Regions from separate parts of the Mus musculus genome. Here all the other regions are linked to region 1. A link is a loop called in an ENCODE intact Hi-C map of the cell type or tissue named here. Cell type or tissue: heart. All regions are shown on one strand.

Region 1 (4,000 bases):
CACGGCTTCTCGGGCTTCGGAAAGCCAGCGAGCTGTCTACCGGCCTCCCTCCCTCCGTCCGCATCCCAGACTCCCTTCCCCACCCAGGGGTGGCTCAACCAAGACCGCCCGCGCCGCAGGCCTCTGACCCTCGCTTACAACCTCCTCTAGCTCCTCTTCCTCCTCCTCCAAGTCCTCCCAAATGGGATCCACTGCCGCCGCCATAGCGTTCGGAGACGCCATCACTGGCCACGCCCCCTGTGGATGCCATTTTGGATACGGGCAGCGGCGTCCGGCTTCCGGCCAGAAAGCAAGATGGCGACGCCAGGCTTCCGTAAGTGGGTCCCACGTGGAGACTCGACACGCTCCGAGCTTCGGGAATTTAGGGTATTTAGCCCCACTTTGAAGAACGTGGCTCATAGAGCTCAGGCTACACTGAACTCAGTAAGTAGCTGAGGATGAGCGTAATCAACTGCCTCCACTATAAAACAAAACCTCACGTTTATTGTCTGCCGAAGGAGACTAGAGGATCAATGGTGGCCTCCACTTTTCATCCCAACATCTAAGGACGCGGGAGGGAGAGGATTAATGCAAATTCTAGGCCAGAGTGGCTACTTAGTTAACACAAACCCAGCAGTGACGCTACTGGGACAGGGTGGAATTCAGACCGCAGAGGACACAAATCAACACCCATCTTAAGTAAAACGCAGCCTGAGGAGCCGCACCCACCCTTTAAAACTGGTCCGGAAGTGATTTTCTTAGGATGACTGAAGACACTGGCGTGTGATTGGCTATTATCCTCAATATGTTAATTATGAACTTGATTCTGAGTTAGTTTACAAGTCATAAGTATTCAGAATGAGTTTTTGTTTTTGTTTTTTTTTTTTGCAAAATAATATACGAACACAGCTTCGAAAGTGCATGTGTATGGTATTCCTTAGGAGAATATTACGGGGTTTTCGCGGGGGGGGGGGGGCGGGTGGGGAATGTCACCATTAGTTAAAAATGTGCTGTCAGAGGTGGCCTCGCGGCGGCTGGCAACGCTAAACTAAGACTATACTTTCAGGGATCATTTCTATAGTTTGTTACTAGAGAAGTTTCTCTGACTGTGTAGAGCACCCGAAACCACGAGGAGGAGACAGAGTGTCCTTTCCTGAGCGTGAAGCCGGCTTTTAGTGCTGCATTTTGCAACTGCTATCTGCCATTGATGATCGTTCTCAACTCTCTTGAGGGTTGAGAGGGAGAGGACACAGTCTGAGTGGTTTCTTTTATATTTAGTTGAAAGTTAGAGTAGATGCTTTGGTCCTGAGCTACTAAATGGATATCTTTCCTCTTGTATTTTACATGGCTTATACTGTGTAGCCCGGTCATTCCTCTCTGTATGGTCCCAGACGACCTCCAACTCAAGTTCTGCTTTCTGCCTGCCTCAGCCTCCTAAGTGCTGGGGTTTAGGGTGTTCACTACAGCCTGGCTGACCTGCCTTTCTTGTTCTTAGTATGAATGTAGTTATAATGTTCACGAGACCATTAACTGCAAGAAAAATTTTAAGTGCTTATGAACAACAAAACAGGAAAGAATTTTGTCCTATTAGTAGTTGTGTGTGAAGTAAACTTAGGTCTTCTGCAAGCATGACTGAAGCTCCTTGCAGAGGAAAAAAAAATCTATGAGGAAGGCTATTAACCTGAACTAGTAAATAAAGAATATTAAATGTGATAGTGGTCGCAATATTAAGACACTGCCACTAGGAGGCGACAAGTGATTTAACAATCTGCTCCTTCTTGCTCTTTTACTTGGAAAACTTATATGAGAATTTTTATTTTCTCCTTTTTGTTGTTGTTGTTGTTGTTGTTTTAGTTTTTCGAGAGGGTTTCTCTATGTAACAGTCCTGGCTGTCTTGAAACTCGTTTTGTAGACCAAGCTTTCCTCGAGCTTACAGAGAGCTTCCTGCCTCTGCTGGAATTAAAGGTATACACCACCATACCAGGCTTAAAAATATGTTTTATAGCAGAGTTCTTGTAAAAGAGCCTTTAGAGGTAACATCTTGTCTCAGAAATGAACATTTTGCACTTACATAAGAGTAAGATACAGTAAGTTTTTGTTTTTTCTGTTTTAAACTTGTACTTTACTTGTATGAGAAAATGAAGTGCAAGACTCGGAATGTAGCTCAATTGTAGGGCCTGGAACCTTCAAAACCCTTGATCCTTTCCTGGTGGTGATGGCCCACGCACTCAGGAGTTCAAAGGCTAGCCTGGTCTACAGAGTAAGATCCAAGACAACCAGGGCTACACAGAGAAAAACCATCTCTCTGGGGGCGGGGCGGGGCGGGGCGGGACGGGGCGGGAACTACAAAGTGCAGGATAACTTTGGCTTCAAATTTCAGCTGCATCACAATGTGCTGAAAGGCTTCTCCAGATCTCTGAAGCACTGCAATCTAATTCTGGGAAGTTCAGTATAGGACAGATAGCAAGTGTGCAGGTTATACTGATGCTCTGTTCTAAGGAATTCAGTTGAAAAACTCTGATAGAAAATAATAGCAAAGAGCCATTTGCAAGCAGCCATGTACAACTAAATACTGAGAGATACTAAGCATCCCAGCTCGATAGAGAGTAATAATAGCTGTGAAAATAAAATGTAATTCTTTATTTTTATTTCATTATTTTTTGTGTGTATGTGTATAGGTGTTTCACCTACATTATGGTTTGTGCAACACACATTCAAACAAAAATAGCTGGGTGTGATGGCACAAGCAATTGTGATGTCCCAGCATTTGGGCAGATGGATGGATGAATCTCTGCGTTTGAGGACAGACTGGTTTACATAGTGAATTGCAGACCAACCAGCCAAGGCTTTGTAGTGAGGTGCTGTTAAGAAATAAAAAAAGGTGGAGGAGATCATGAGATTTGCATATGATGCCAGCATCTATGATGAAATTTCTCTGATTCCCCCCAAAGGGATGTGGCCCAGTTAGCAGAAGCCCTGACGCTGGAAGCCCTGACTCCATCTCTAGCTCCACACAAACGTTGCGGTGGTGCTTACCTGTTTTCTCAGAACTCCAGAGGTGGAAGGGGGAGGGGAGGAGAAGAAGCCATCACAACCATGTGGTTGTGAGCCACCATGTGGTTGCTGAGCATTGAACTCAGGAGCTCTGGAAGAGCAGTCAGTGCTCTTAACCGCTGAACCAAGCCTGAAAGGGCTTATTTTTAGGTCCCAATTTCAGGTTATAGTCCATCTTAGCAAAGAACAAAGAGTAATGCTGAACAATTGGAAGGACCATCCCGGAGCTACATCGCATACGCGTATGTAAACGTTTTCACCTTTTAAAAGTTTCCTCTGCTGTTAAAGGCACGTCTGTGGAAACGTTTGGGAAATACTGAAATATTAGGGGTCTTGTTTTTGGGGTTTGTTTTGTATTTTTGTTTTGTAAATGATGCTTGGTAACTTGGCGGGGAAGGTGAAGGACTGTCTTGTCAAGTACTCCGGAGACTGAGGCAGGAGGATCCAAAATTCAAGGTCAGCCAGGTGATTTAGTTAGACTCAGTCTCAACATAAAAGTAAAATGAGGAGATAAATCTCCCTGGAGGGTATTAGCATTTGTGAAGACCTGGGTTCAGTCCCCAGCACCAACAAATAAGCAAGGAGGTGAAGCTTGGAGTATCATGTGACCTTTGTAGCCACAGAAGTACACCAGGGGTCAGCAGCCTTGTGTTGTGGAGTGGGATCTGGAGGACTGGGCTTCTAATTGGATGCAGAGGAGCAGATGAGGGGGAAAAAAAAATCCAGATTATTGGTATGTGAGGGTGTGGTAGTGTATGCCTCTAATCCCGGCTCAGGGTACTGAGGCAGAGATATCACAAAAAGGTTAGGCTAGGAAACTTATCCGAAGCCTGTCTGTAAAATAAAATACATGTATTAACTTCTTGTTTGTTTGTTTGTTTGTTTTTGTTTTTTTTTTTTCCAGACAGGGTTTCTCTGTGTAGCCCTGGCTGTCCTGGAACTTACTCTGTAGGCCAGGCTGGCCTCG
Region 2 (4,000 bases), 170 kb after region 1:
ATCCACATTTGCCTGATTTTCATCATTATAATGTAATGATTTCTAGCCTTTTAAATCTAATCATTGCTTAGTGTATTTCCGTAAGAGCTTCACATCTGCCAGTTTAGTTCATTTTAAAAGATTGAAGTTGGGCTGACTATACAGCTCAGTGGTTGCATGTCTGACTTTGAACAGACATTGAATATTTCCAACACCACACAAAAATATAATAAACATCACACTGTTAGCGTGAATATAATTTTTTAGCATTCATTGATTAGAAATAGTAGATGGATAGTAAAAAGACATAAATTAAAATTAGTTACTTCATTGTGTAAACCAGCCCTCTGTTTTCTCATAATGCACACGTAGGTTTCTTAGCAGACTGGGAATGAAGTAGTTTTGTGTAACAGAGTCAGTACAGTAGATGTTTCCTGAATTGGGTTCAGTTTAGACCAATGGTTGACTTCTAGTTACCTCTGTTAAAATCTCTGTGAGGTAGTTTAGAATGAAGGATGCACAATTGATTGATCGAGTCTAATTCATTGTGTTTATGCCTCCTCTTGAAGTGTCGTGAACCAGATAGCGTTTAATCATTTCTATTGGTAGTTCAGTGGTTATTAGTTACTAATGCAAACCCTTAGCTATAATTTATAAACAATGGTGTAATTTCTTACAGTACTTGGAGTGGTCACTCAACCATTTAGATTTAGAAGATGGCAGAGGGAGGTAGGGAGGGGGTGAATTAGAATGCTCTTGAGAATTAGGTTTTACTATGCAGACTCCATTGTATCTGTTTCATTTTTCATATTTTAACTTTGCATATTCAAAGTCCTGTTGATTTATAAGAAAGTTTTGAAGTTCTCATATGTAATGTATTACATGGAAGCTTACCTAAATAAACATACATCCTATCACAATAAGGGCGATGTGAACTTATTTATTTTAGACTTTACAGCTTAGATACTGCTCTCAGAGCAAGTATGTGCACAACTTGAAGTCAGAGAGAAGAGCAACCAGATTGTTCAGTAGGAAGAGAAGTAGAGCTCATGTAGCCACCGTAGTAGGAAGAGAAGCAGAGCTCATGTAGCCACTGTATTATGGTCGGCAGGCTCTCCTACTGCAGGGTTTCAGGCACCTGGGAGGCAGCACTGTGCTATTTTCCATCAGGCCCTGTTTCTTTAATGAGTACTTCTTCCTGCCTTGATTGGTTAGCTTTTTTAGGAATGGAAGTAGAACTATATCACTTTCCTTCTCCCTCCCTTCCTCCAGCTCCTCCCAGGTACCCTCCTTTCAACCTCTCCCACGCAACCCCCCCCCCCAAGTTGAAAGCCTCTTCCTTTGATTATTACTATTGTAACATCATCTTCCTTCTTCTTGGATATTCCCATATATATATATAACTATAATATACTGAGTCCATAGTAGTCCTTAGTTGCCTCTAGTTCTTTATCTGGAAGTGTGTGTGACCCCATGGGCTCTCTCCCCTTCTGGTTAAAATGCCTGTTGATCCTTGACATTTGACACTTTATGATGACTAATCTATTTCTAGAGGAGGCTGTTTCAGAGCACTTCCGGGAATTCTGGTTCTTAGGATCTTTCTGCCCCTCTTCTACAACGTTCCTGAGCGATGGCTCAGAACACAGGCGCTCTTTCTTACATAGTTATTATAGCTGCCAGGACTCACCATGTTCCATTGATGTCTGTACTGTGTCTGTTTGTAGTTTTCTGCGATAGTTTCCATTTCATGTAAAGTCAGGCTTCTTTGAGGCGGGGGTGGATGGAACTGACACTTGGTTAGGGTTTCAACTAAAGTACAGTTACAGCTCTCATTTATCAAGAATTTATCTTATGCTATGCATTCTACATAGATTATTGCATGCTTGTTTTTTTTTTAATGTTCTTGCAAGTAATGGTAGTTATGAGTAGAAACTATAATTGGTCAAGAGTTTGGCATTGAGTTTATATACTTAATCACTGTATAGTCATTTATTTGTTATGGGAGCCCGTGTAAGTAGATTATTCTACAAGATTCAGAGTTAAGGAGCTTACTTTGTGTCATGCCGCTAGTAAATCAGAGCTCACTTGCTTTTGTTTCTGCTTGCATTATATGTGGTGCTGTATTATGACAAGTGGAAGTGTGTATATGTGTATGCATAGTGGAACCTTGCATAGTTGGGCTACTGTGCTTATTAAACCTCCTTTCATAGTATGAGTGCCTCCTGCTGGAAGGTTATAATGTAGCCAATATGCTTTTGAAATGCTAGCTTTGAAAAAGCCAGTCAAAGGGGAGGGCATCTAGTTTCACTATTAATTACTAACAATCATTTTAGGATCACTCCCCACTGATATCAGGCAGTCCTCCTAATTTACTATAGAATTCACTGCTTCATTATTATGTTGTTTTAAATTTTATATACTCAGTACTTTCTAAAATAAAGTCATTGGAATGCTTTTACCCAAGAGAAAGTTTGATGGCCCTGTGAGTCATATTGTTATTTAAACACACACACACAAAGAATAGAAAGTTGAATTTATTTTGGGAAAAATAAGTTATTTGAGTATAAGAATTTTAGAGTCCTTTTTAAAAAAAAGAGTCTGGAACCCAAGGGAGTATTATAGACAACACGAAAGGCAATGTGGTAAAAATAGAAATGGGGAGCGTTATAGGCAGCACAAGGAGTGTGGGTGAAAATAGATATGCATGTTGGAATTGGCTTGGTAAAGAGTTCAGGGCTTCAGGAAAGAACTTAAATAGTGCTTTAGAGAAAAATGGTTTAACTTAGATTTTGTATGTGTTTAGGACAGTGAAAAGAGGATGCTTCTTTTTTTGTTTGTTTGTGGTTTTTTTTTTTTTTTTTTTTTTTAAAGATGTATTTATTATTTAGTATATGTAAGTACACTGTAGCTGTCTTCAGACACTCCAGAAGAGGTAGTCAGATCTCGTTACGGATGGTTGTGAGCCACCATGTGGTTGCTGGGATTTGAACTCCGGACCTTCGGAAGAGCAGTCGGGTGCTCTTAACTGCTGAGCCATCTCACCAGCCCTGTGGTTTTTTTTTTGTTTGTTTGTTTTGAGACAGGGTTTCTCTGTGAAGCCCTGGCTGTCCTGGAACTCACTTTGTAGACCAGGCTGGCCTTGAACTCAGAAATCTGCCTGCCTCTGCCTCCCAAGTGCTGGGATTAAAGGTGTGCGCCACCACTGCCCGGCAAGAGGATACTACTTCTTATAATTACTTGTCTGGAAGATGTGTCCATTGAACATCTTGACAAGGTTGCAGTGCAATCAGGTTACCACACTGAGTGTCTAGCAAGGCAGTTAGCGTTCGGTGTGTGTCACAGCCTACTTAACAGCTGTTTAAATGGATCTGAAGCATATTTGTGGTTGCATGGTATCATGTGAAGCAAATATTTATAGAACTAAAGACTAAAGTCCATTGACAAAATAGGATTTTTCCAAGAAGTAGGCCATGGCTCTCTCCTTTCATTGTATCCTTTCTAGATCACCACACACTGGGACAAGGGGAGTTTTAGAGAGGAAGGGCTGTCTTTAGGATAGGTGATGTTTCTTAAAATATCAATAATGTTCATTGTAAAAATCTTTTCAAAAAGTAAAGTGATTGTCATCTCACACGGTGAAACAGGTACTATTGATATTTTGCTATACATTTCATTTTGTAAATAAATTATTTTTATAGATTTTAGAATATTATATCAACATTGTAGCAATATGTAGCATTAAAAATGTATAGTTGGACTGGAGCTATTGCTCTGTGGTTAGGAGCATACACTGCTATTCCAGAGGACTTCCACTGGATTCCAAACCCCCTTGTCAGGTTTCACAACTGCTTGTAACTCCAGCTTCAGGAGATCTGATGACTCTTGTAGTCTTGTCCACAGACTCCCTACAATTTAAATTTTTTAAATTAAAAAAAAAACTTTAGTGTATATATCTGAACCTATAACATATGGATATACTGTAATTATCCATTTTGCTATTATTGAACACTGAGGTTGTTTA
Region 3 (4,000 bases), 270 kb after region 1:
GGAATGTTGAGGGACAAGGACCCTGCCCCCTCAGCAACATTTTCTGAGTACCTTCTGTATGTGGGTGTGGTTTCTATGAGTTCAGAACCCACTTCCGGTGGGGGCTTCCAGGCTGCAGAAGAAAAGCGGGACATCGGACATGGTATTGCCCTGGGGCAGCTTTGTGCAGAAGGTTGCTATGAACACAGGAAGTGCTGCTGACACACAGTTGCCCTTGCAGAGAGGACTGAAGGCACACGTGAGCAGGCGACCAGCACATTCTTTCAGAGTTAATAAAGTGGCTAGAAAAAACGAGGTCTCCCACATTTTGTATTTCTGTAAAGAAAAAAGGTGATAGTGTGGATCATTTTACAACTGTTTGGGACACTTTTTGTTAAAATAAAAGTTACAGTATATGCGTATGCACCCTGCTCTTATGCAGTTCTGTTTTACCAGCCAGCAGCACAGACCCAATAGGAAAATTTTAAGTTGGTAATGTATTTTTTAAATGGCTGATAAAAACAATAATTAAAAGGGTAGGGCTCAAGGGCTGGGGCAGGGGGTGGTAAGGTACTTGATCTTCAAGCACAAGGACAGGAGTTCTAATGCCCACTACTCATGTAAAAGCTGGGTGTAGCTATGTGGGTCTGTAACTGCAGCCCCTGGCATTGACAGAGGCAGAGACAGGTGGATTCTGTGGACTTGTCTGCTGTGGGACTGTGATAGGCAGTCTATTTTGGTTGAATGGGGCTTGCTTCAGCAACCCAGTAGGAAACTCTACAAGGGATGGAAAAGCAAGCCATGTTCCCAGAATTTGGTGCCTGAAACCACAGAGCCTCCAACTCCATAAAATTCTGTGACTACCAATCACACAGACAATGCCCCAAGCTTCTGGCATTCTGGCTAGACTCCACCCCAACAGTTACCTGACTATAGCCAGGTATGCTCCTCCCCACAGTTACACAGTGATAGCCCAGCCCACTATAAGAGGGGCTGCTTGGTCCCTCCTTGCTCTCTTTAAGCTTTCACCTTTCTTACTCTCTTCTCTAGCCCTCTTTCTCTCCCCCCCCCGCCACCCCCCCCCCCCGCATGTGTCCATGGCCAGCCTCTCTCTTTCTACCTTTTCTCCTTCCCCCTGCCTTCTACAATAAAGCTCTAAAACCATAGACTTGTCTCTGCTCATCAAGGCCTGCCGTGCTTGAACGATCGGATAGGCTTTCTCCTAATGAGCCATGTCTAAACTCCCGCTGGACAGTCTTCCTGCACTCCAGCCCATGTGGGAACCATCAAGCGCCTTCTCCCCTTGCCCTCTGCTCACTTCGGCCCTGGGGCTCAGGGCTGTCCCGGGGTCCTTATTCTGTTCTCAGCTCTTCTGAGGTTTCCATTGGTGTATGGGATACCCGAAGCTGGGAACCTGGTGCCTAGGACTGCCCCTTGTCCACCACCCACAGAGCTGGGGTCCATGGCTTCACACAGCTAGACACTCACCCAGGGCTGCGTGGAAAGCGTGCGGCAGTCCTCCCTCATCTGCCCACCCAGAGCACCGGAACTCTGATGGGACACGGGCTCTCTCCCACTCCCCTCTTCCCCCCACACCCACAGCCCCACAGTCTTCCAGTTATTCTGGCCAAAATGGTTTAAGCTCCACCAGGTTCGTGAGGAGCCCCATCTCAAAAACTAAGCTGGAGTACACTGGAACACTATCTTAGTTTAGGTTTCTATTGCTGTGCGCACTGGTTTGAACAGGTGTGGCTCCCACAAACTCATGTGTTTGAATGCTTGACCCACAAGGAGCGACACTATTAGGAGATGAGTCCTTGTTGGAAACGTATGGCCTTGTTGGAGGAAGTGTGTCACTGTGGGGGTGGACTTTGCCAGTCTTCTCCTGACTTCCTTTGAATCAAGATGTAGAACTCTTAGCTGTCTAAACATTTCATTTGTAACAGAAGAAAATTTGAAACAAACGGGGAATGAACACACTAATCAGCAAGATTTGGGACAATTTGGGGCTGGAGAGATGCTCAACAACTCGTTGCTCTTCCCTGGGAACCCAAGTTCTGTTACCAGCATCCACTTTGTGGCTCTCATCGATTCATAAGTTAAAAACAACCTTTAAATAAAAATTGTGGGGCGGAGAGATAGCGCAGGCTGCTCTTCAAGAGAATTTGAGTCCAATTCCCAGAATCGTTTAAGGTGGCTTTTAACTGTAACTCCAGTCCCAGGGCTTCTGATGCCCTCTTCTGGCCTCTTTGGGCAAAGCACACAAGTGGTACACAGGCATAATGCAGAAGCAGGCATTGAATTCCTGAAACTGGAATTACAGGGGTTGTGAGCCACACGAGTGGTGGGAACTGAACCTCCTAACTGGTGAGCTATCCTTCCAGGCCCATCTTTTTCTTTTTCTTTCTTTCTTTTATTTTTTTTGTAACGTGTCTGGTGGCTTACAACTGCTTATAACTGCAGCTCTTGGGACTCTAAAGCCCTCTTCTGGCTTCTGTGGACACCTGTGTACAGGTGGTACACACACATGAAACAAAAAACAACATACCCTTTTCTTTAAAAGAGTTGAAAGTAGGTGGGGCCACGGCTTCAGTAAACTATGGATTGGGTTCCGAGACTTTACTGAGAGATCCACTCATTTAACTAACGGACACTGAGAGCTGAGCCACGCTAGGCCAGCAGGGGAGACATGATTTTGGATGGACAGGTGAGCTCATCTCCTCATGAACCATGACCCAGGAAGCTACGTGTCACTGTCTATCCCAAGAATATCAATGAGAGAGAGGGGGAGGGGTGGGAGGAGAATACTCAAACTAAAGAAGTAAGTTGTAGGCAGATGGAAGACATTGTTTTACAACCTGGAATAGATGCCCACATTCTTCCTTGAGTTCTCCCCTTTTTGCTGAAGTGATGCAGAGCTAGCTGCTATAAGACTGGGTGGACTTAGTCCCTAATGTGCACGAGGGGTCCTGGATGAGAGGCTCTACCAGCATTCCTCCCCCTCCCCTATTCTGCCTCAAGACCTAGTTCTCATTCTCAGGAGTGACTGGAGGAGGTGGTACTTTCAAATGACTGAGAAGAAAATCCCTCCCATATATTAATGCTCTCATAAACCTTTTAAACCACCCTGTCCTTTTCCTCATTAAAGACTTCCTTTTCCTCATTAAAGAGAACCTTTAAAGGTTCCATGCAAGGTGCTAAGTAAACCAGAGTTGTACAAGGCATACTAAAACACCGTGTGCTTGCGCCCTCTGTCCTACAGCTGGCTGCAGTCCAAGAGTGAGCCCCACGGGATCCTGTTCAGAAAATGCTATGGCTTTCTGAATTGTGAAACAGCCATTTCTAAAGTGTGTGAGCTCACTATGGCTCTGTTTGGAGTCCTGAATTTTCAAGAGCTGTTGCTTCCCCATGGCACAGTTATGCCCCAAAGCTCCACTATCCAATGCTGCTGTCATTACAGTATCCATTTCTGTCTCTTCGAGGCCCTTAATGGTTTTTAGAAAATGTATTTTTGGTCAATTCAATTTTTTCTACCTAAAAAATAAACAGTTTTCACGCAGTTTATTATTTCGTTCTCCCACTGGAAACAAAGCAAGACTGGCAATCATTAATTATAAGCAGCCCTTGCCCCCTCCCTCCCCCACAGAGATGCTACTTTCTGTTAAAGACTAGTTAACACCCAGCAGCCACAGTAGCTGAAAGAACCTAGTGGGGAAACCCCCACTCAATTCCCGATTCTGCGTGCACCCAAGAATCACGAATAAACAGACCATCTTGATGTAAATACACGAGGTAGTTTAATGGCGGAGCTCCGGGTGGAAATGTATCTCACTCAGGAGACAGTGAATTCAACCACGAGGCTTGGAAGCTAGGGGTTTTTATAGAAAAGGGGCTGGGGCTGGGGGAGGAATTGGCGAAGGTTCACATGATTGGTTCATTTAAACATCAGCAGGGAGGAATTGGTGTGGTTTCACATGATTGGTCCATTTGAACATCAGCAGACTGTACATGCAGATAACAT
Region 4 (4,000 bases), 630 kb after region 1:
AAAAACAAAACAGTGCCTGGCCGTGGCTCACTTCTAGTGAGGGTACAAATTCTAGTTTGAAAGTCTTGATCCAATATTATCTATGCTCTGAACTTATAACTGATCTAATAAGGCTACATCTTAGTCTACAAATTCAAACTTTCCTCCTCTCCTGAACTAATTTTATCCGACGGAGATAGGAAGGACAGGGGTTAGTGGAGAGCTGCTCCGTACTTCTAATCGTCAAGGAGGATGTGGGAAGAGATGTAAACGCTAGTTACATACTTCTCAGCGCCAAGGTAGACCAGCCTCTAACCCGAGACGAGCTGAAAGCAGTTCCTGAGCTTATTAGTGTCCAAAACACTTACCTTAACTGCCACCTCCGGAGCCGAGTCCACCGCCACGGTCAGAGAGAGCTTGGCTGAAGGCGATTTGGTCAAGTGCATGAGAGAGTCCGCGGCTGGCAGCGGACACCGACTGCCCTCACTGTCCGAATCCGATTCGGACCCCGAGCCCGAGCCATACGAAGCAGCTAGAGCTGCAATCGCAGCCGACATGACTGCAACAGATACTCTCTGCTAAGGCCAGGCCAAGGCGGAAGAAGCAGCGTCTCCCAGGTCCTGTCAGATTGTCATGGAACTCGATATTTACCTCCTTTAAAAAAAATCATTTATAACTTCTCGAAAAAAACTTTATTATTGAGATAACTGTATCAAAACTTGAGATTCACAAACATTTATCTAAAGAAGCACAAGGGATTACAACTATTTGTAACTTTCAGGACCTCGTTGATTAAAGACCCAGTCCTGAGATGTGTTTGAAGCCTCGAGGACCTTCACTCCCGGCGTACAGTGCGGCGAGGAGCTCGCGGCACCATGGGAAATGTAGTTTGGAGCGAGGAGGTGGAGCCCGGCAGAGGGGGCCTGCCTTCGACCCCGCCCCCAAGAGGATGCTTCATTCAATTGGATGTCATCTTCCCTCATTCCCGAGCCCAGCACCGTTCTCTCCGGCCCCCTCCCCCAAAGTGCGGATCGGGCAATACCACAGAGCCTCAGGACAGGGGGAAGCGCCGTCCTCTTGCCCACGGACGGGTAAGTGGGTGGATGCTCATTCTCCCACCATGCCGCCGTACGCCCTGCAGGGTTCGAGGGGAGAGTGCGAATCCTAAGTTCAGAGACCTGGGACCCGTCCGGTGCAGCTCCGGGGAAAGGTCGTGAGGCCAGGCGGAGAGCGCCCCGCGGCTCCCCCTGCTGCAGGCGCGGGTCCCCGCGCCCGGTTGTGGAGCGTCGCGCGGGGAGGGGGCGGCGCAGGGCAGCGGCTGCTCGCGGTGTTGTTCGCTCGCGCGTCGAGCGCACCGCGGCTCGGGCGAGCAGTGGGCGCCCCCGGCGGCATTCCCGGCGGCCCGGCGCCTCAGCCAGTGCCCGGCGCGGCTTCCATCCCGCAGCCCGACGCTCCCGAGGGGCTCCTGGTGGCGCCCCAGTGCGGAGCCGGACCGGCGGCAGCCGCCGAAGCATGTAGAAGGGGTACGGCGCGAGCCCCCCACGGTTTCGCGGTGAGCACGAGTCTCTCAGGATTTTGTCCCTTTTTTTTCTTCCCGGGGTCCTGACGAGGGAACTGTTCTCCACCGACCCGAGCCGAGAGGGGCGTGTGGATGAGCCGGGGTCTGCAGCGGCGGCGATGGATGGGCGCGCCGCCCCCGCCCCCATCCCGGGCTCCCCCGCGCCCGCCGCCCAGCAGCCCGGGCTGCGCGTGGAGGACGAGGCGTGGGATCTCGGGCGCGGGGACTGGCCCGAGGCTGCTCTGGGTGCAGCATCTGCGGCTCTCACCTGCGGCGCGGGGTTCGGGGCTCCGATCCCGCCGCTCCGCCCTTGTGCATCGGCGCCGGCGAAGGCTGCAGCCAGTCGCGGAGCCCTCGGCTCGCCCGGCGTGCCAGCGGTTCTGAAAAGCGAGCCCTGGCCGCGGGTCTTTGCGCCGCGGCTCTCTGCACGACCATGGTAAAGCGAGTGCGGGCATCCCTTTATATTCCAGTTTGGAAGAGAAGGCAGAGAGGGTGCTGGCTCTTTTGATGCCTGGAAATGGGGAGGTTCCTCGGGCAGAGTTAGGGAGACGCTTGCTGGGCTCTGATGTCGGCAGGACTCGCCCATTGTGCCACCCAGATAATTATTCAACTATGCAGCATCCATTGCACCTTTCCCATTTTTCTTTTCCCCTAGCTACAGCATGCCCCCTAGCTTCCGTAGACACCTTCTCTAGCACTTGCGGATGATGAACTAGAATAATGGTGAAAAGAAAGCTCATCGGATCCCAACATTCACGACCTGCCCTGTGACTGACTAATTAATACCTAGCTAGAATAGGTACTTTAATTCGACTCATTCTGACCCTATCCTTTACTATACAAAATGTGCCCGACATTCTATTTACATTTTTTTCTTGGTGTTCACATTAGCTAAGTCTTTATTTTCAGTAATCGGTGTGATTAGTTTATTAGTTGTTCAGTTGTACAAACATCCATTGACATTGTAAATTTAATTGGTAAACTTTCATTTTTCTAATTGTTGGGAGCCGCATAACACAAGTACAGATGCAGTCCCATTTGGAACTCACAGGAACAGTTTATCTTTGATCTAAGTTTCTGTTAGGGAAAGTATTTTTATTTATTTTGAATATTTGAATAACGTACTTATATATAAAATTTTCCGTTTTAATAAGAAAAGTTTTGTATTTGTAGAATATTTGAACATCCGATTTACTAATCATATCTTTCATTTGAATGAGAGGGAGGATTTAATATGGGAGGAGAAAAACTCCCTAACTTGGATTTTAATTTTCACTTAGTTCTTTTTAAAGTATATTTTATTGCCAGTTACAGTTTTTTTCTTTTAACTCTTATCGACATGGATATGAGTAGATCCAGTTTTGAATACCTTAAGGACAGAATATATCTCAAAACCTTGGGAAAAAAACATAGCTACTTACTACTTAAATGATATCATTTAAGAACAGCCTATGAGCCACTAGAAACATCTTTTCCTTTTTATCGGCTTTCCCCTCTTTATGTGTTTAAGCTTGTTTTGTTAACCCTTTCGATACGAACAGAATTGTACACGGACGATGCAAGTGTTTGGAGGTGCAGGGATTATTTAATTTGTAAAGGGCATACATTTAAGTTGACGGTGTAGAATCATTTTTTTTTTTTTTTTTTTTTTTGGCTAGGAAAGACCTTGCAATTTACAAAGTGGACATCTTGCCTTGGTTTCCTAACATGTAAATGGAAACAATACTCTTATGCCACACAATAGTATGCGTTAAATCAGAGAAGATATTTTCCCAGTACTTTTAAACTAACTTTAAGTATTTTAATTAATCGATGAATCATGAAGAGGCTTTGGTATGCTTTTCCACAGGGCCTGGGAAGGGCTGATTTACATTTGAGTTTGCTTTGGCCAGATGGCTTTAGCTTGAATTTATTTCTCGTTTTTTAACTATAGACTTAATGCCTACATATAATAATTATATAGTTAATACTGGTGAAAATAATTGGTAACGAGTAGAATAATGAGTTAAATTTGTGAAAAGTCTAGAAAATATTGAAGATCTCTTAATTTAGAAATGGTAGTTAATATATTTCATAATTGTGATTACTTATAAGATGCATTGAAGGTCAGCTTTATTGGTTGGATTTCTAAATGGCCATATGTTGAGAGACAGCACATTGGTATAGTATAATACTCAATTTATTTTTTGTTTAATTTTAAGAATAATTTAAGCTATCTTTTCCAAAGGCTTGATCTTCAGTAGAGATTATATTTGGGTTCTTATTAAAAGAGTAACTCCTTTACCTTCATAGCAGAAACTACTGTTGAGACTATATTATTATAGCTTTTATTAAGATATTAGACTTTTGGTTACTTTGTGGGAGGAAATCATATAGATGAAAAGTCTCTATATGTGAGTCTATAATTCATTAATTTATAATTCATTGATTAGCTGATTTGTTTTAGAATTATCTTAATTATAT
Region 5 (4,000 bases), 370 kb after region 1:
TGCCTGCCTGTGGATCCTGTCCAGACTCCTAACTTGGCTGCCTTGGTTGACCTCAATGGGAGAGGATATTCCTAGTCCTGCGGTGACTTGAGGTGTCATGGTGGGTTGGTACCCAGTGGGGACCTCACCCTTATCAGAGATGAAGGGGAGGGATAGGAGGAGGAGTGGTGTGAAGGGGGGACTGGGAGGAAATTGGAGGTTACGATCAGGGTGTAAAGTGAATAACTAAGAAAATTAATGGAAAATATAAATAAATAAAAAATCACACACACACACACACACACACACACACACACATACACACACACACAGAGAGAGAGAGAGAGAGAGAGAGAGAGAGAGAGAGAGAGAGAGAGAGAAATCCTTAAATCTTTTAAAGTCTTTGAAGTGTTCCTTGACAGAGGGACTACTCTATAAGCAGTTCCTGATTTTTAGCTGTGTTCAATAAAATATGGATAATAATATAAAATATGGATATGGGTAATAATAATAAAATATGGATATCACCTGGGATATAGTGCAGTATACATTTGGTTTTTATTCTCAAATCCTGATAGCTCCTAAAACTCTTAGCACCTTGAGGGTTAGGAGTGTCTTTTGTATGCAGACTCATCGATTTGTTGACGATGGCCTCTGCCGTGAAGGATCCTTCCCACAGAAAAGAACAAGGCATAGTTAGAAGGTAGAGACTTTCAGCATCCTCCCTCAGATTCTAGGGAAGTGAGATGTATAGCCAGTCACATCTGTGGATGTAAGTCAACATAAATATCTAAAAGGACAGGTGTGGTGCTTTGAGTATGTTTGGCCCAGGAAATAGCACTATTAGGAGATGTGGCTTTGTGGGAGATGGTGTGGCCTTGTTGTAGGGAGTGTGTCACTGTGGGTGTGGGCTTTAGGACTCTCATCCTAACTGTCTGAAAGCCAGTCTTCTGTTTGGCTTCAGAAGAAGATGTAGAACTCTCAGTTCTTCCAGAGCCATACCTGCCTGGATGCTGCCATGTTTCCCACCATAATGACTGAACCTCAGAACCTGTAAGCCAGCCCCAGTTAAATGTTGTCTTGTAAGAGTTGCCTTGGTCATGGTAACTGTTCACAGCAGTAAACCCTAACTAAGACACCAGGGTTAGTGGTTTCTTTGCAGCCTTTATATCAGACTAAGCTCTCCTGAGTTCTACGAGGTACTGCAGCAAACGAATTGAACCCAGTGTGGGCAACCTAGAACCCCAAATTTGTGGTGGGACCCAAGGCACAGGGCACAACCCGAGGTTTGAGATATGCATCTGACCTTTGATAAGGGGTAAGTCTTAAGACCTGAGCCTCCAACCTGTGGTACCAGATACCATCTTCAGGTAGAAGGTGCCAGAATTGAAAGAGAATCCTGCTGAACCGGATGTGTCTGCTGGAGAGTCTGCTATATTGGTTGCTGGATGTGTGTGGAGAAAGAACCCATTCCCCTAGACACAGAACTGTTCCATTTTCTGTGACTTTGGGATTGTGGACTGAAGGGACAATGCCCTTTCTTTTCCATTTTGACACCCAGACAGCCTTGTATAAAATCGTACCTAGCTGAGCTCACCAGAGGCTCATGGCCACATGCAAAAGGAATCATCTTTCTCTCCTTTTCAGATGGGAAGACAGACTGAGACAGCCTCTGACTTGCTCAAGATAAGATAGTGAGGACCCTGCTTTGACAAAGAGGACCTCTGCTTGGCTGAGAGCATGCATAGGGAGTCTGCTACACAGAATGGCCTTTATCACACAAGAGACCATGGGCTTTTCCACATGTCTTGGAGCCTCGGTTTATATCTGTAGAATAAGGAGGATACGTCTCATTTCACAAGAGAATGGTGTTACGTGGTGATACAGTCATGGCTAAAGCGAAATCTCTTATTAGTATATTAACGTGGTTAATATTATTCTATTAAATATTATCTGGGCTGGAGAAATGGCTCAGCGATTAACACATGTAATTGCCAGCACCTTCATCAGGTGGCGCACCACCACCTATAACTCCAGCTCCAGGACATCTGGTGCCCTCTTCTGGCCTCCATGGGCACTGCGTGCATGTGAGAACAACATGCAATAGACCACAGACCAACAGACCACAGCAATTTAAATGTAAAACAAATCTTTAAGATATATTATAGCTATTGTGATACAACCAATTACGTCTCTAGAATCAAATGACTTTCAGGGAGGTTTAATGTGGGCTTTTCCTACTACTGAGCTGTGTGTGTTTCTGAGGAGGTGACACTCAGCAAATACCAGTTCCCTTCTATAAATATTTGGTTCATCCTAACTTATTTTCTGAATAAATTTTCCATCTGCCACCAGGCCGGCATCTCAGCTATCAACAACTCTGAACAATGCGGCAGGGGAAACGAGTGCTTGGTTCTAGCTGGGACTTTTTGGAAGTCAGACAGACCACCCATTTATTTGCCATGCAAACAAATCAGCCGGAGAAACTCCAGGCTGGTGGCAAGCTGAAGTTCTTGAAAGCCAGACAAAGACAGGTCATAGAGGACGAAACTTCCCCTGCAGGCTTGGCAGAGAGGCAGTTCCACAGAGCTTACACGTGCCTCTCTCCTGGGGAGTCAGAGGCAGACACTGTGGCATGGACCAATGGAGGGTAAGCTTAGAGAGAGTGTCCTTAATAATTTCCCCAATGGGAAGGAGTTTTGTTTTCCCTGTCTCTTAGGAGACCAGGCTAACAGGTCACTGGAAAACAAGTGTTGGTGCCAGGACCTCCGGTGGATACCAGACTGCTTTTTCAGAGACAGGTATTTGAATCCTCACTCTTTGCTCTAGGGTCGTTCTGTATGCACTCTGGGATTTTAGGGGTGTGTCTTGGTGGGGTTGGGGCCAGAGATTGATAGGTCACACTATATCAGGACATGCCCTATGTTTCTGGCTCTCTTTCCACTCCACTGGCAGCTGGTTATTCTTAGCCACAGATTGCTTTTCACCCTAGTGTTAACTTATTAGAGCTGTGGCGCAAGGCTGCTAGATAGGCAACTAGTAAGATCATGGCCGTCTGTCTTCTATTACCTCCTCTGGAAACAAGTCCAGGACCTCCCTCTCCCAGCCTTCCCCACTGGACTGTGTCCTGCTGGGAATCTTCTCTTGTCTTTCTTCAACCCTGGCAGTCTGACATCTCAGCTCACCTGCTCAGAAACGCACACGGCTCAGTTGGAGGAGAAGCGCACATTAAACCTCCCTGAAAAGGCTTCAAGGCTCACGGAGTGGGAGTCAAGTGGAGCTAGGGAGGAGGCAGAGAACCACTCATAGCCAGACCTCATGATGTCTGCCATGGCTAACCTCACCTGGCCTGATGCCCTGTTCACTGCCTGTTGCAAGAAGGGATTGTACCAGGGGTGGGTGGGATTTAGGCTAACAACACAAGCAGCTGGCTGAGAGAACTTTACCCCTAAGGAATGGCTATAACTAACTGGAATAATTACGTTTTGTCCACTCTCCTTAATCTGGAATTGAGCCAGATAGAGGGAGTTGGGCATGGAGCACACATAGTAAGACAAAGAAGTGAAGGCGGGCAGGAGGCTGACAGGTCAGCACCAAGTAACAGATTCCTGCTGCCTCTGCGGAGAGCGTGGAGGACACTGACATCTTTGCCCCTCTCTCTACCTTCCACACAAGATGTCAGCCTTGGGGTGCCTGGCGCAGGCGCCTGGTATCTACATTTTCCCTACATCCTCCCACAGGGGATCTATTTGGGAGACAGCCTCAGCGGCCTGCCGTTTACTACTCAAAGAGGCTAATAAGAATTCATTTGGTGCTGTCTTCAGGTGAAGGCACAGAGGCTAAAGGACCGCGGCCATTTCTTCCTGTTATGCAATCATCTGTGGCAGCCAGACATGACCTCTGTGTCTGCTCCCTAGAGTCCCGGGAGCAGAAGTCACAGCTCGGCTGCTTCCCAGGACTAGCTTACCTCCTCAGCAGTCCCTAGAATGTGCCCATAGGGAAAAAGTTAGGCAAGGGCACT
Region 6 (4,000 bases), 360 kb after region 1:
CCCAGACATCCCTGAATAGAGGAATAGAAACAGAAAATGTGGTACATTTACACAATGGAGTACTACTCATCTATTAAAAACAATGACTTCATGAAATTTAAAGGCAAATGGAAGGAACTAGTAAATTTCATTCTGAGTGAGGTAATCCAATCACAAAAGAACACACATGGTATGCGCTCACTGATAAGTGGATATTAGCTCAGAAGTTTTGAATACCCAAGATACATTTCATAGACCACATGAAGCTCAAGAAGAAGGAAGACCAAAGTGTGGATACTTTGGTCCTTCTTAGAAGGGGAAAAAATACCCATGGAAGGAGTTACAGAGACAAAGTGTGGAGCAAAGACTGAAGGAAAGGCCATCCAGTGACTGTCCCACCTGGGGATCCATCCCATATACAGTCACCAAACCCAGACACTATTGTGGATGCCAAAAACTGCTTGCTGACAGGAGCCTGATATAGCTGTCTCCTAAGAGGCTCTTCCAGTGCCTGACAAATACAGAGGTAGGTGCTTTCAGCCAAATATTGGACTGAGCACAGGGTCCTCAATGGAGGAGAATGGATCCAAGGAGCTGAAGGGGTTTGCAGCCCCATAGGAGGAACAACAATATGAACCAACCAGTACTCCAAGAGCTCCCAGGGACTAAACCACCAATCAAAGAGTACACATGGTGGGACTCATGGCTCCAGCCACATATGTAGTAGAGGATGGCCTAGTCAGTTATCAATGGGAGGAGAGGCCCTTGGTCCTGTGAAAGCTCGATGTCCCAGTGTAGGGGAATGCCAGGACCAGGAAGTGGGTGGATTGGTAAGCAGGGAGAGTGGGGAGGACATAGGGGATTTTCGGAGGGGAAATCAGGAAAGGAGATAACATGTGAAATGTAAATAAAGAAAATATCTAATTAAAAAAAAAAAAAAGAAGAAGAAATCAGGACAGGAACTCAAGGAGCTGATGCAGAGGCCATGGAAAGATGCTGCTTAGTGGCTTGCTCCCCATGGATATGTCAACCTTCTTCTTATAGAACCCTAAACAACCTGCCCTGAGATGTTACCACACACAATGGGTTGGGACCTCCCTCACTGATCACTATATAAGAAAATTTCCCATAATTTGATCTTATGGATCTTTTCTCAATTGAGGTTCACTTCTTTCAGATGATTCTAGCTTGTTTCAAGTTGACATAAAACTAGGCAGCACACTGTTTGCTTGAGTTATCTTTTAATGTCTCTTAATGAAATATAATTTCATTCAAAACAGTCTTGCATAGTTTGGGTTATATTATATATGTATATATACATGCATATATATATATATATATATACATATATATATATATATATATATATATATATATATATATATATATATCATACATTTTGGGAGAATTTTGTACATACTTAGGATATGTTTTGATCAGATCTACCCCTATATCTTTTCCTCCAACTCTTCCTTTATACTCTACATTAATGTTTCTTCTTCCCTTCACTTCTTTTATTAAAGGCACTGAGTTCACATAGTGTTCATGGGTAGAGAGCCATCTACTGGAGCCTCATGGCATGTATTCTGACACTTTCCCTTCTACTGCAGCTATTAATTGCCAATAGCTAGGGGTTGGACTTCAAAAGCTTCTCTCTTAGTGATGCTGTGATTTTTTTTTCCAGCTTGGTCTTGTGCAAATCTTGTGTATGCAGTTACAGCATTCTGAACTCAGGTCTGCAATGGTCCTGTGGTCCAGAGACACTGTTTCTCAGAGGTCATCTGCTGCCTCTGGCTCCTACAATCTCTGCTTTCTTTCAAGATGATCCCTGAGCCTGGGGCAGGGGTGGTGGTAGTGTAATATACATGTCCCATTTAGGGCTGAGCTCTCTATAATTCTTTATTCTCTGCATGTTCACTAGTTGTGAATATTTTTATTGATTGTCATCTACTTCAAAAAGAAGTGTCTCTGATAAGGATTGAGAGATGTGCTAATCTGTGGTTCTCCTTTAGAATCTATGATCTAGACAGCCATGAGTTCTTGGTTTAGTTAACAGTATCAGGCATGAGTTCCATCCAGTGTAATGGGATGAAACCTAATCAATAAGTGTTTGGTTATGCCCCTAACATCTGTGCTACTACTATACCATTAGGCATATTTCCAGACCAGTTGTCATTGGTAGATTGCAGGGGTCACAGATGGGCAGGACTACTGAGTATTTTTGTTCCCCAGAAGTAGACACAGCAACCATATGCTATGTCATAGCAGCATGAAAGCCAGCCAGCAGAGATGAAGCTTGCAGGCTGACACCAGCCTGAAGAGTAATAAAGAACAACGGCAATAGCCTATAATGTTTGAGGTGACCTATGGGGCCCCCTAGATCAACAAGTCAAAAACCCATACCCAGTACAGGCTTTTTGTTTAACAGCCCATGGTGTCTGAGAGGGGCACTATTCTCCCCCCACTGGAATGGAACTCAAACTAATCTTTTTATTAATTACATTTATGCATTTCATGAAGCTTCTACAATAGCTGGTTTCCAGATGGCTTCCCCAAGGTCTTTAGTGTTTGTTTTCCATCCCCCAATCCTTCGTGTTCCCTGTCTTCCCATCCTCCACCTCACATGACCCTGGCTACTACTCTTTCCTTTTTGATGCCACCTGCTTTCTGCACCCCTCCATCCCTCAAAATTCCCCACAAAGGATCCTTACTTTACCAACCTACATGGAACTGCCAATTTAAACACATCTAAAGAGTCAAAGCTAGGATCCACTTCAAGTTTTGGCACAGGTGAGGACCCTCTGAAAATACTGCAGTAGTGCAAGGATTAATACCAACAACTGATACACGGGACCTCATGAGACCAAAAAAGCTTCAGTAGAGCAAAGGGCATGGTCACTGAGTAAAGAGGAAACCTAAAGAATGGGAAAAATCTTCACCAGCTATACATCTGAGAAAGTGTTAGTCTCTAGAACACATAAAAGAACTTTAAACACCAAAAAAAGCTCTATTTTTAAAAATAGGGCGTGTAACTAAATAGAGTTCCCCAAAGAATTATAGTCAGCTAAAAACTATTTTTAAAAATATTCAACATCCATAGCCATAGGGAAATGAAAATTAAAACCACTTTGAGATTTCATCTTACCCCAGTATTAATGGCCAAAATAAAAAACCAAAACAACACTAATCCCTCCCAAACAAAACAAATAAAACCAATTAACAGCAAATGTTGCCACAGCTACAGGGACATGTAGATACTTAGTCACCATTGGTGGGAATGCAAACTGGTGCAGCCACTAAAGAAAAGCTAGAATTAGATCCACCATATGACCCAGCTGCTCCTCTCTGGGCTCACTCTCTGAGAACTCCTGTCTTCCTGTAGAGACACCTACTCATCTATGTTCTCTGCTGCTCTAGTCACCATAGCTGGGAAATGGAAACAGCCCAGATGCTCACCAGCTGATTAGTGGATAATGAAAATGTTCTGTATTTATGTGGCTCTCCCTGCCATCAGGGATCATCGGCTGATACAGTCCACAGGGGCAAGGGGAAGAGAGATGTTCAACTGGGGATTAGGGAACTCTGGGTACATCCAGTGAATGATTACATCTGGACCAGCTTCAAGGAGGCAGATCAACTTTACTTGGGGTAAATAATATAACTTGGGGGACTAGGAGTAGGAACATCTGGGATAGGCAAAGGTCACTGGCTGAAGGCTTAGGGATTATGTTGCCTCATTAGCATGGGGAAGCTTTACAGGAGTCTCAGGGGCCAGCTGAATGGGTTCTTATCCCACTCAGCATCTATCGAGCATCGAGGCTGTTTCCAATCCCAGCTATGGTGACTGGAGCAGCAGTGGACATGGATGAGTAGGTGTCTCTACAGGAAGATAGGAGTTCTCAGAGAGTGAGCCCAGAGAGAAATGAGCCCAGAAGAAAGGAAGTTGAACCAGTAATCTAACTGGTAGATGTGTGTGTGTGTGTGTGTAGGGGGGTTTGAATTCCCCAGACAAAGTCAGAGA
Region 7 (4,000 bases), 91 kb after region 1:
GGAGTCCTACACAATGAAATCGAAAGGCCTGATGATTGAAGCTCATGACATACAGAGAGGAACAAGAATTGGAAGTTTTAGTAGGTATTGGAGATAAATGAAGGAGAGGGAAGGAAATAAAGAGGAAATAACAAGTCGATTCTTTGTTTAGATGGTCTCCCCAGCAATAATGTTGTCTATGGATAGCTTAGCTGCCTTTTTGACACAGACACCTTATCAAATTTCCCTTTTAAATTTAATCTTGTTATAAAATGCTGCCTTTTATTTTAGGTAGTGGAAGAGAGCTGAAACGCGCGTGTCGAATGGATCTCAATTTCTTTTCGGTTTAAAAGCCATCAATATGCAGTGGGTCACATTTTTAGTAAGGCACTTTCTAAGTTCTTACAGTACTACTTTGAGGTGATGGGTTCTGAGCCTCAGACACCATAACGAATCAACGTCATGAGCAAGATAAATACCTTAAACCCCTAGGTGAGCCTCGCCATTACTGTAAAACACGCTTTACTACCCAGCAAAAACGATTGTTTTTAAAACGCTGCATTTTTGCAATCTTCCAAGCGCTTTAATTGTTCTCAGACAGATGGCTAAAGCTAGGCTACCGCACCCGCATATGTTAGGATAAAACCGACTAGAGCGCCAAGAAAAAGATGATTGGCTGTGGGCCGTAGAAGTTACACGGTTCCCCTAGCAAGAGCTGGGAAACCGCTGAATCTTCAGGTTTTGAAATACGGTTTTTGCATCGTAAAGAAAGAAGATTAACCTATCAGGAAGAACCGAGCACATCCAATTACCAATCAAGAGCGGGAAAACAGCCAAAGCCGGAGATAACCAGGCACCAAAGCGGACGTCACTCTTCAGTCTCTGCCAATAAGCCGAGGCAAGGGGCGGGGCAACCAGAGGATCAATTGCCCAAGAAAACAAACAATGTGTAGTACAACTGTCTAAACCCCAGTCCTAAGCTCCGGATGCGCCGGAATGAGCTCTAGAGCAAGGCTCTCGTGAGGTGCTTCCCGCTTTTCTAGCCTAATGACAGTCAGGGCCGGGTATCTACTTCCTAGCTCAGCAAAGGTGTCCTTCCCGCCAGCTCCCACGGGCTCGCAAAAATCCCGCTGCAACTTTGCGCTACAGTTTACAGGAACAGCAGTCGCGCGCTGAGGGGGTGGGGCGGCGGCAGAGCGCAGGCGTACATGCCTTGTGGAGGCGTGGCCCAAAAGGCCCCAGGAACTCTGGGAACTGTATTCCCCGCTCCCGAGGAGGTAGCACAACTCACGAGCCCTCTTGAACTACATTTCCCAGAATGGCTCGCGACCTTGGGGCGGGACGCTTGGTTCCTTAATGAGTTCGAGAAAGCCGCGGCGCGGCCCACCAGGTTCCAAAACAAGGAAATGAAGGGAGGAGGCGGGACTGTAGATGCCTGCGGGAGCCGCCGCCGCCGCCGCGGAGGAGGAGGAGGCGGAGGAGGTGGCTGCCGCGGCCGCCGAGGAGTCCCTTGCTGAAGGCGGACCGCGGAGCGGCGGGCGGCGCGCGCGCGCCCGAGCGACGGCTGTTGGAGAAGTGGAGCGGCGGCGGTGGAGGAGGGACTGAGTGGCGGCGGCCCCCGCGTCCCGGTTTCTCTATGGGGGAAGCAGACAATGGATTATGATTTCAAGGCGAAGCTGGCGGCGGAGCGGGAGCGGGTGGAGGATCTGTTTGAGTACGAAGGGTGCAAAGTGGGACGCGGCACCTACGGGCATGTCTACAAGGCGAGGCGGAAAGATGGGTAAGAGCGCGAGCGGGGAGTGGGCTCGTCCCGTCCCCTCCGCTGCGGAGCCCCGGAGGGCTGGGTGGGTCGGAGCTCCCGGGACGAGGCGGCGTGGGTCGCAGAGCGACGTCCCGGGGCTAACTCGGAGGCACTGGTGCTGCCGCCCCCCGCTGGCCGGTCGCGCCCCTCGAAGTCGTACGGCGCAGCCCCGTCGGGGGCGTCGGTCCCGCCTGGAGTCGCGGCTGCGTGATTAACAGCGGGCGGCGGGTGGAGACCGCGCCTGGAGGTGGAGTTTAGGGGTCTGGTCCCCGGGGACCCTCCGGAGGGCTTGGCTGAAGAGTTACCGGTTTGGCCCTGTGCTGGTGACGGTAGTGGTGGAACTTCCAATCGGCGCAGCGCCTTCCCGGGGCGGCGGTTTGAAAGCTCGCGGGGGCGCCTCCTGTCTGGTGGCGCAGCGCTTGGGGTCCTGGCTGGCCCCTTGGGTCTGACTTCCTTGCCAACCCAGACTTCATCTCTGATGTTTACCTGGGGACTTCCCGATCCTGCTCCCGATTCCCACATTTTAATATTCTGAATTCAGCACTCTGAAGGTGGACCCTGGAGAGAGATAAATTGTATATTACAAGATTTAAGTGTTCTCTGGTTGCTTATCTTTCCTGCCTCTTGGCTATCTTAGGTATAAGATATATCTTGGCTATCTAATTCCCCCCAACCCCCTTTAAGATAGGGTATCTGTGCGCCCTGCTTGGCCTGGAACGGAGAGATTCGCCTGCCTCTGCTAATCAGGTACTATCATTAAAGGCGTATGCCACCAAACCTGGTCCATTTCTCTTTTCTTCAGGAAGAAATCTTGATTTCTTCAAGTTCTTAGCCTCTGTCAAATGGCTGTGAGCTTTGGTAGTGTTTATTGAGAACCTAGACCACCAAGAACAGAAAACGGAGTGACAGGCTTGAGCCTGGATTGCCGTTTCCTTAGTTGAGGGGATCTGTAGGAATCTCTTGGGAAGTCTTTATGGATTGTTATATCAGTAAAAGACAAGTTGATAAAGCATCGAGAATGTCCCCTTCGGGCCGGTGGTCAGACTGGCTTGTAAGAGCTGGCCCGGTGGAACCAAACTTCAGGCCTGGGAATGGTGAGTTTAAAGCCAGTTGTCACCTTGGCTCCTTTCTGGAAGGAATTCCTTTCCCTTAGGTTCTGTAACTTAGACTCAAACGATTGTCAGACTATACAAAAGGGAGACTTAAGGATTGTGATGGGGCATTTTTGATAAGCCGGATTATCACCATACCTCAGATTTAAAGTGCTCCTTGGGGCCCCTCCTTCCCAGTGCTGTGATTTGATAATGTTGGTGAGGCGCTCCCGCATCAAAGTAAGCAGTGCTCGAGCTACTTTTCTAAGAAGAAAGCCAGAGCACAGTCGTACCAAGTGTCTCATACTCAGTACCTGGAAAGTTACAGGTACTGTCCAGAACTCAAGGATGATGGTTAATCGCTATTGCAGGTAGACCTGTCTAGGCCAAGCTACTCAGTTGTCTGAGCTGTTTCTTTTAATTACCACATGTCCTCGAGTGCACACCAGGGGCTGGAGGGTACTGTAATTGACTTGCACTCTGTTTTTGGCATAGCCACTCTCCTGATTAAATTGATATTCCAGTGGGACTCTTCACAGGGCTGTTTGGGGAAAGCAAATCCAGTGCTGTCATTTGGACACTGTGGTTCCATTGTTGGGCTGGATTTTCCCGTATCCCCAGGGACTGTGCTAACGTTGTGATACATGTCATCTAGAATACACAAAGTTTTCATTAAAAATATCTTAAAATATTTTCATTTGCCCTGAGTCTTTGAGAACTTTAACAATTCTGTTTCTGAGTCACATAGACTAGATGGGATTACAACAGAAACAGTTTCCGCTTCTTAGTTTTCACTATATAATAAGGATATTGATTAAAATACACTTATTCTATGAGTGAAATTGGTAAAGTAGAGTACATAAAATAAGGTCAGTTTTTGTATTTTCAAAGTAGAATTAAAACAAAACAAAACAAAACAAAAAACCAAAACACTTAGAGCTAGAGGCAGGCATAGATGGATCTCTGAGTTGGAGGCTAGCCTGGTCTACAGATGGAGTTCCAGGCCAGCCATGGCTACACAGAGAAGCCCTGTTTCAAAAACACCAACAAAACAAAATAAACCAACCAACAAAAAACCACTTAGAATATGAAAATATATTTTCAGACCATTATATCACATGTTCAGACC

Evidence for each region. Peaks named below come from ENCODE experiments on the same cell type or tissue, not always from the same donor. Only the 100,000 strongest peaks of a DNase experiment are listed, where the experiment ranks them.
Region 2: a loop joins it to region 1, with 2.4 times the contacts of the local background. A loop is called at or near these places in 4 of 42 quality-filtered maps.
Region 3: a loop joins it to region 1, with 6 times the contacts of the local background. A loop is called at or near these places in 41 of 42 quality-filtered maps.
Region 4: it touches region 1 in a loop (4-fold over the local background); 5 of 42 quality-filtered maps call a loop at or near these places.
Region 5: it touches region 1 in a loop (2.5-fold over the local background); 3 of 42 quality-filtered maps call a loop at or near these places.
Region 6: it touches region 1 in a loop (2.4-fold over the local background); 2 of 42 quality-filtered maps call a loop at or near these places.
Region 7: it touches region 1 in a loop (7-fold over the local background); 19 of 42 quality-filtered maps call a loop at or near these places.

The regions. Positions count from the first base shown.
Region 1 is chr10:40,257,438-40,261,437 of GRCm38, forward strand. Gtf3c6 (general transcription factor IIIC, polypeptide 6, alpha) reads right to left here and starts at 275. Exons shown (of 6, transcript NM_026113.5): 1 at 142-275. The coding sequence starts at 222. It overlaps Rnu3a (U3A small nuclear RNA), which reads left to right and starts at 1,031; the gene lies at 1,031-1,242. In heart, CTCF peaks have their summits at 1,077 and 1,717 (motif pointing right); DNase peaks (open chromatin) are centred at 254, 604 and 1,134; H3K4me3 peaks cover 1,468 bases; H3K27ac peaks cover 1,766 bases.
Region 2 is chr10:40,427,107-40,431,106 of GRCm38, forward strand. All of the region lies in intron 2 of Cdk19 (cyclin-dependent kinase 19), which reads left to right. Among named protein-coding and RNA genes, the nearest start is that of Gm32234, 25 kb to the right of the region's middle. In heart, a CTCF peak has its summit at 2,205 (motif pointing left); no DNase peak of the experiment used is centred here.
Region 3 is chr10:40,527,619-40,531,618 of GRCm38, forward strand. No RefSeq gene overlaps it. Among named protein-coding and RNA genes, the nearest start is that of Slc22a16, 41 kb to the right of the region's middle. In heart, a CTCF peak has its summit at 2,218 (motif pointing left); a DNase peak (open chromatin) is centred at 123.
Region 4 is chr10:40,882,540-40,886,539 of GRCm38, forward strand. It overlaps Cdc40 (cell division cycle 40), which reads right to left and starts at 604. Exons shown (of 15, transcript NM_027879.2): 1 at 348-604. The coding sequence starts at 536. Wasf1 (WAS protein family, member 1) reads left to right here and starts at 1,288. Exons shown (of 9, transcript NM_001379453.1): 1 at 1,288-1,531. In heart, a CTCF peak has its summit at 2,217; DNase peaks (open chromatin) are centred at 532, 892 and 1,752; H3K4me3 peaks cover 2,640 bases; H3K27ac peaks cover 2,188 bases.
Region 5 is chr10:40,627,312-40,631,311 of GRCm38, forward strand. Ddo (D-aspartate oxidase) reads left to right here and starts at 2,700. Exons shown (of 5, transcript NM_027442.5): 1 at 2,700-2,780. In heart, a CTCF peak has its summit at 2,030 (motif pointing left); DNase peaks (open chromatin) are centred at 2,680, 3,290 and 3,920; H3K4me3 peaks cover 821 bases; H3K27ac peaks cover 1,409 bases.
Region 6 is chr10:40,616,632-40,620,631 of GRCm38, forward strand. No RefSeq gene overlaps it. Among named protein-coding and RNA genes, the nearest start is that of Ddo, 11 kb to the right of the region's middle. In heart, a CTCF peak has its summit at 1,541 (motif pointing left); no DNase peak of the experiment used is centred here.
Region 7 is chr10:40,347,963-40,351,962 of GRCm38, forward strand. Cdk19 (cyclin-dependent kinase 19) reads left to right here and starts at 1,346. Exons shown (of 13, transcript NM_001168304.1): 1 at 1,346-1,759. The coding sequence starts at 1,632. In heart, CTCF peaks have their summits at 1,931 (motif pointing left) and 2,135; DNase peaks (open chromatin) are centred at 889, 1,309 and 1,979; H3K4me3 peaks cover 2,976 bases; H3K27ac peaks cover 2,720 bases.